2 separate regions of the Homo sapiens genome follow, and region 2 is linked to region 1. Evidence: chromatin contacts called from ENCODE Hi-C or POLR2A ChIA-PET data. All regions are on one chromosome and are shown on one strand. The core of a region is the stretch at or near the end of the contact, and the rest is flanking DNA. Distances in the headings are between cores, read along the strand shown. Region 1 holds the start of WDR20 (WD repeat domain 20). Region 2 holds the start of TRAF3 (TNF receptor associated factor 3).

Evidence for each region. A loop is a pair of places that touch in the nucleus more often than their neighbours do. ChIA-PET counts read pairs that join two places held with the same protein, here RNA polymerase II (POLR2A). Pooled maps may share reads with other maps.
Region 2: a pooled map shows a loop between it and region 1 (7-fold over the local background). The contact joins the promoter of TRAF3 here to the promoter of WDR20 in region 1. A Hi-C loop is called at or near these places in 4 of 50 pooled maps. POLR2A ChIA-PET finds 5 or more read pairs at or near these places in 2 of 52 experiments (AG04450 and WTC11).

What each region holds. Positions count from the first base shown.
Region 1 is chr14:102,138,492-102,141,416 of GRCh38, reverse strand. It overlaps WDR20 (WD repeat domain 20), which reads right to left and starts at 1,520. Exons shown (of 3, transcript NM_144574.4): 1 at 1,245-1,520. The coding sequence starts at 1,493. It also overlaps a transcript of HSP90AA1 not described here. RefSeq lists enhancers at 1,265-1,424, 1,435-1,484 and a silencer at 2,085-2,280.
Region 2 is chr14:102,775,893-102,778,893 of GRCh38, reverse strand. It overlaps TRAF3 (TNF receptor associated factor 3), which reads right to left and starts at 1,445. Exons shown (of 12, transcript NM_145725.3): 1 at 1,219-1,445. RefSeq lists silencers at 603-662, 903-952, 1,163-1,772, 1,863-1,922 and an enhancer at 2,633-2,872.

The sequences.
Region 1 (2,925 bases), core at 271-2,770:
ACTAAGAAAAAAAGATTCACCCTGAATCAAAGAAACAACTTTGCTACATTTAGATACCACTGTCATTTCCCTAGCTCTTGTAACAAGCGAAAATCCTGTACTGGATCTGGCTATATTAAATCCTGAAGAATGTTCACTCTTCAATATGAACAATTTATTTTCATGCTAACATGCATTTACGACTTAATCTTTTATCACCTTGTCCTATTTGGAGGTGCTGTGGGATGCATTAATTTCCTCACTCTTCCATGACATCAAGTCAAAGACTACAATCTCAAAAATAAGCAATTCTCAGTGAAAACATAGTTACATAGCCAATGAAAGAAAAACTCTAATAAATGGCTGCTTTTAAAGAGATACTTTTAAAGGATGCTTACATGTTTCACAGAATTACCGGTAACTCGCCCGCCAAGAAGGATGGTCCCTTTAAAGCAGCTTTTAAAGCATATCACTCCCTGTTTGGGACACAGTCTGACTTGTTGGACAAGATTAATCTGGGCACTCTCACACAACCCCTCTGAACCAGCTTAGTTCACTGGAAACATCATTTCAACTGTAGTACTCAGCCCTTCGCATACTACAAGGGACAAGATGACTCTCCTTAACAATCTTTCAGAAGGTCCCCACGGCGGAGACAGTGACAGCCGTCCTCCCGCGGATGTTTTTGGAAATAGAAATGTTAACACCAGGAGAGGCTCCTAGGAAGTGTCAGTGCGGCAGCAGGTGGAGTAGCCCTGCGTGCCGAGCAGGTTCTTTCTGACCTAGTCTCAATGCTCCGCTTCCCGGCCCCGGTTCCGCCTTACAGAGATCTTGTTAAGCCGTCTTGCGTCCCTGTTCTCTAACCCAGGGCGAGACTTCCAACCCTCCAGGGAGGCGAGGCAATCGAAGCAGACAAGACGGCCACCTCACCTCTTCCGGGGACTCGCAGGCCCGCTCCCTGGCCATGTCAGAGCCTGATGGACCAGGCTGGAGGGGACGCAGCCGGCTCCCCCGGGAGCCTCCCAGCCAGAACCCCCGCGCCCCACGGTCCCTTTCCACTGCCCCCACCCCTTCGAAACGCCACCGCCACCACCCTCCTTACTCCTGAATCCCCTCTCCTCAGGAGTACCCCAGTGGAGTTACCGGCCCACTCAAAAGTAAGAGCGACGGCCACCCCTCTCGGTCACCCTGGCCCCACTGTCACCGCCCTGCTCCCGGCCTCTGCCTACGCCGCTGGCTGGCTCCGGTGACGCCCGGGTCGGTACCTTGCGGACCCCCTTGTAGATATAGAAGTACAGCTCCCGGCCCACATTGAAGCAGAGGCGGTCGCCGTTGCCAGACTGGTCGTTGAGGTTTACGAAGGAGACGCGGACAGGGTTGGATCCCTGCGAGTTGAAGGGCACCCGGTTGGGCCGGCTGTACTCCGAGTGCGGCAGCAGCTTGTACAGACCTTCCCGGGTGGTGAATTGGGTCTTAATCTCGTTCATCTCCTTCCCTCCTCCCTCCGTCGCCATCTTGGAAAGCAGCGTTCATCCTGCCCTAAGTGCCCGGATCACGCCCACCGCGCAGGCGCTGTTCCTGGTGCTCCCTCTTCCCCCACCCCCTGCCTCTTCCTTCTCGCCCCTCCCACCCGCGGGCCAGCCCTGCGAGGGCGGGCCAAAGGGAAGGGGTGGGCTTGTTTACGGCCCGACTGCGCAGGCGTGCTCACCTGGCGTGCTCCACCCGACTGGGCGTCCGCAGGCTCCTCCCCCGGGTGTGGCCTCCGGGCGGCATGGCTGCTTCCCAGGTGATGCCGGCTTCAGCTAGTGGGGTCTAGTTGACCGTTCCGCAGCCGCCAGGGCCAGCGGAAAGCCGGTCAGGGGGAACCGCGGCGGGGCTGGTGTCATGAGCCTGAGGTGAACTTGAGGGTGCCTCCTCAGCGGTCTCCCGCCCTGCCCTGAGGGGCGCCGGGACCCCAAAGAGCGGAGGAAGAGCGCCACCCCGACGGCCACCGCTTCGGAGCCAGCACGCGGGGTACCCTACGGGGAGCGCGGATGCCCCCGTGTTCGGGCGGGGACGGCTCCACCCCTCCTGGGCCCTCCCTTCGGGACAGGGACTGTCCCGCCCAGAGTGCTGAATACCCGCGCGACCGTCTGGATCCCCGCCCAGGAAGCCCCTCTGAAGCCTCCTCGCCGCCGTTTCTGAGAAGGTACCAAGGGACTCAAGATTTACGCTTCACTATGTTTTATTTCAGGCGGGGTAGGGGGAGAGAAGAATGTGGTACAGCATAGGTGTTCTCAAGCCAGATATCCTAATTCCTGCGTGTGATGAGCACTGGCGGCCTCCGCTTCTTAGCGGAGGTTTGTCCTCTCCAGCTGTTCAGAAACACGGGGCGGGGAAGCGCTTTGGGAACCGGGGACTGAATCTTTTTAGGATTCACTGATCTTGCTCAGTAGGTTACGAAGAGCTCTTAATAAAATTTAAGGTAATTGTTTTTTTTTCCAGAAGCCTCAGGTGGAGTCTGTGAGATTATTTACTAGTAGATCCATAGGGATAGTTGTATGCATGTAATGTACAGGGTCTAGATTTATAAGGACGGGCACACGTGTCAAAGTAAGATTCAACAATCACTATTTTATACCTGGGTTTCTTGGCATGTTACACCAGAATAAGAAAGCTTCTAAAGTGACAGAAACATTCTAATAGAATTCCAGGGAGGGGGGAAGCCAACATTTGTAACACCAAGAATGATCTATTCCTGGAAGTTCAGATTATATCTGGAGGGGCACAAAAGAAGTGAATGGAGAGAATTTCTAAAGTAGGAGGAGTGTAAATCATAAACATCTTCCGTATTAAAAAGCAAGTAGATACCAATAGAAACTGTGCCAATGATGTAGTAATACATTTGATAATAACATCTTTAGCCTTTGTAGTGTTGGAAAAAAAAAAGAAAAAAAAGCACTGAAG
Region 2 (3,001 bases), core at 196-2,695, 640 kb before region 1:
TCTGTTCACAGGCCATTTTCAAAGACGTGAGAGACATGAGAAGATCTCAGGACGAACTGATGGTCCACTTGGCCATTCCCTACAGTAAGAATTTTATAGACAAATACAGGGTAACAGCAAACAACATTTCCAAACGCTCCGGCAGTGTGTAGTCGCAGCAAATGCTAGGAAAAAAAATAAATAATGGCTCCTCTTCAGTTGTATGCCGTGAATGTAAATTAAGAAGCCGCTACAACGCTCGACATAACCTTTCTGACGCCACAAAAATGAATGAATTATATCCATACACACACACAGGCACACACACCACGCACCACGCATCACATGTCATTCTGAAAACTGATTCTGAGCTTAATTCGAAAAACGTGAAATACAACTGGTCCCGTCAACAGCTCGTAATCTGAAGGTTTCTTGCATTTCCAAGCACGTCCATAACACCTCATCCGTTTCCAGTTTGTTACTGTTTCCAACCGAAGGGAGAGAATTTTCCACACAGAATTATCTCCTCGGGTCCAAATACTAGACCGAAGTCCCCACACGGGGCTGGCTGGCGGCGTGGAACCGGCCAGCCCGCCGAGAGCCGCCTGGCGCCCGCGGGGAAGACGCAGAGCCCGCGGCCAGGAGCCGCCCGGTGCCCCGGGAGTCGCCGGCCCTCGGCGGCCGCGCGAGGGGGATTCGCGCCCTCTGCCCATACCCGGACCCCCGCGCCGCCCGCCAAGCGGTCGGAGGCGCCTCTGAGGCGGAATGACTCAGGACCAACTTTCCAATAACGCCCGGGCCCCCCCGGCCGGCCCGGGCAGCGCGCTCGGCCACGCAGCCCCTGAGCCGCCCGTCCCCCCGCGTGAAACCCGCGGCCCCGCGGGGTGCCGGGTCCTCAACGCCAGCGGGGGTCACGGCCGTAGCGAGGCCTGCGCGCCCCGTTTCCTGAAAAGGTGCGGGCGCCCCGGCCCCCTCGGGCCCCGAGCCCGGCCTCCGGGACAAAGTTTGCCGAAGTTGAGGCGTCCGGAGGCGGGAGGCAGCCCGGCTGGGGCGCGGGGCCAGGCTGAAGCCGCGCCCCGCCGTCGCCGCTGGGACGGGCCGGGCCTGCGCCGCGCCGGGCCCGCGCCGGGCAGCCCCGAGGCCCCCGGGCCCCGCCGCCCAGGGCGCGGGATGGAGGCGACGGGGATGGAGGCGCCCGGCCGCGCGCCGGAGGCCCGCCCGCCCGCCGCGGCCCCTTACCTCGCGGTCCGTCGCCGCTCGGCCGGCTCAGGGGCGCCGGGCGCGTCCTCCGCCGCGGTCCGCAGCGTTCTGCTCCCCGGGCTGCCCCATGGCGGGGGGCGGGGAAGAGCCGGCGGCCGCCGCGGCTGCCGCCGGCTGGAAAGTCCCGGCTGGGCTGCAACCCCGGCTCGCGCACGCGGCGGCCGCGCCGCGCTCCCTCGCTCCCTCGCTCCCTCACGCAGCCCCGCGCAGGCACTTCCTCTCGCGCGCTGGAAATCCCCGGCGCGCCCGCCGCCCCGCCCCCGCCGCCCGCGCGCGTGGGAGCGGCAGGAGCCCGCGAGCGCCGCCGGCCCCACGCGCCCGCCGGCCCCCCGCGCGCGCCCGCGACCCGTTGCTAAGGGCCCTAGCGCCCGGCGGCCGCCCGCCCGGCCTTAGCAACGGCGGCGCCGCGGCGCGGGGCGGGGACGGCCCCGGGCGCCCCCCGCCTCCCTCCCGTCCCCGCCGCGCGCCCCGCGGGCCTCCTCGCTCTGCGCCGCCCCCGCCGCGCCCCCGCCGCCGCGCGTCCCCGCGTCCCCGCCTTTCCGGGTCAAAAAGCCACGCAGGCCGCGTGGGGGCCGAGAGGTGCTGGCGCCGCTCCTCCCCGCGGCCACCTCGCCCGCACCCCCCACGCCAGCATAGCATACGCAGCCCCCGTGCGTGCACGCCCGTGTGCCCATGGCCACACGCGACCCCTACGCACACGCACGGGTCCGATATGCGGCCCCCCGCACTGTCGCGGACGCATACACGACGGTCACATTCCCCTCAAGCGGACACGCACACACACGCTCACCAACACCGTGCGCACGCGTACCAGGCCACGCACCCTCGCGCACACGCAGGTGGGGCTGAGGGTGACTCAGGCCGTGGAGCCCCTTTTCGCATGCAGAGGGCAGGGCTCCACATTAGTTTGGTGGCACTTTCCTTTCTCCCTCCCTTGGACCCTCCCACGCCCCCGGAGTGGTGTCTTGCTCACGGGTGGACAGGGTAGCCAGTTTGCCACGTGCCCCCAGCGTCCTCGGCGGTCCTGGCTGCCCCTGCGCCCCCTGCACCCTCCACCAGGCCGCTGGGGCCTGCGCATTTCTCCCGAGGCCTCTGCCTTCTGCCCCAAAGGCATCAGTGGTGTGTCAGTGATTCACCTAGGCCCACCAAGGCAGCACCCAGCCTGGCTGGGCCTGGCGAGGTGGGAAGCGAAGGGAGGGCTTCTGGGAGGCTCTGGGCCAGCTGAGGGGTGAGGCCTTCGCTGGAGTTTGCAAGTCAGTGGTGAGGGGACAGAAAGGACTTTGCATTTTTCACTTCTCAAGAAGGCTTATAAAGAGCCCTACCCCAGAGCTGAGACCAGTGTGAGTAGCCAAGGCCAGTCTGCCTTCTTGTATTGCTCCAGTGACTCATGTGAGTGGAGGCAGGAAGTCCAGCATCTCCTCCTACAGCTTCACCCATGGAACGTTCCAGAACCCCAGATAGTCCGACCTGGCTGCTGGAAGTCTATCTGGACATCAGAGACATTGGACCATGTCTCTGGCTCCATTAGCCCAACAGATGCTTGTTCTACAGCCACACTCACCAGGCCACAGTGGCACCCCCGTCTGCGCCACAGGCACAGCTCTTTTAGAGGTGACAGGCCCGCCTTCGCCGTCCCTCACAGGGACCTATGGACTCCAGCGGTCTCCCCCACCCCCATGGTGGACTCCCCTTGGGAGCCTCAGGTGCCCTTTCTTGCCTGTCAGGAGTTGGGATGTTACTGACCTCAGGCTCAGGGTCCCAA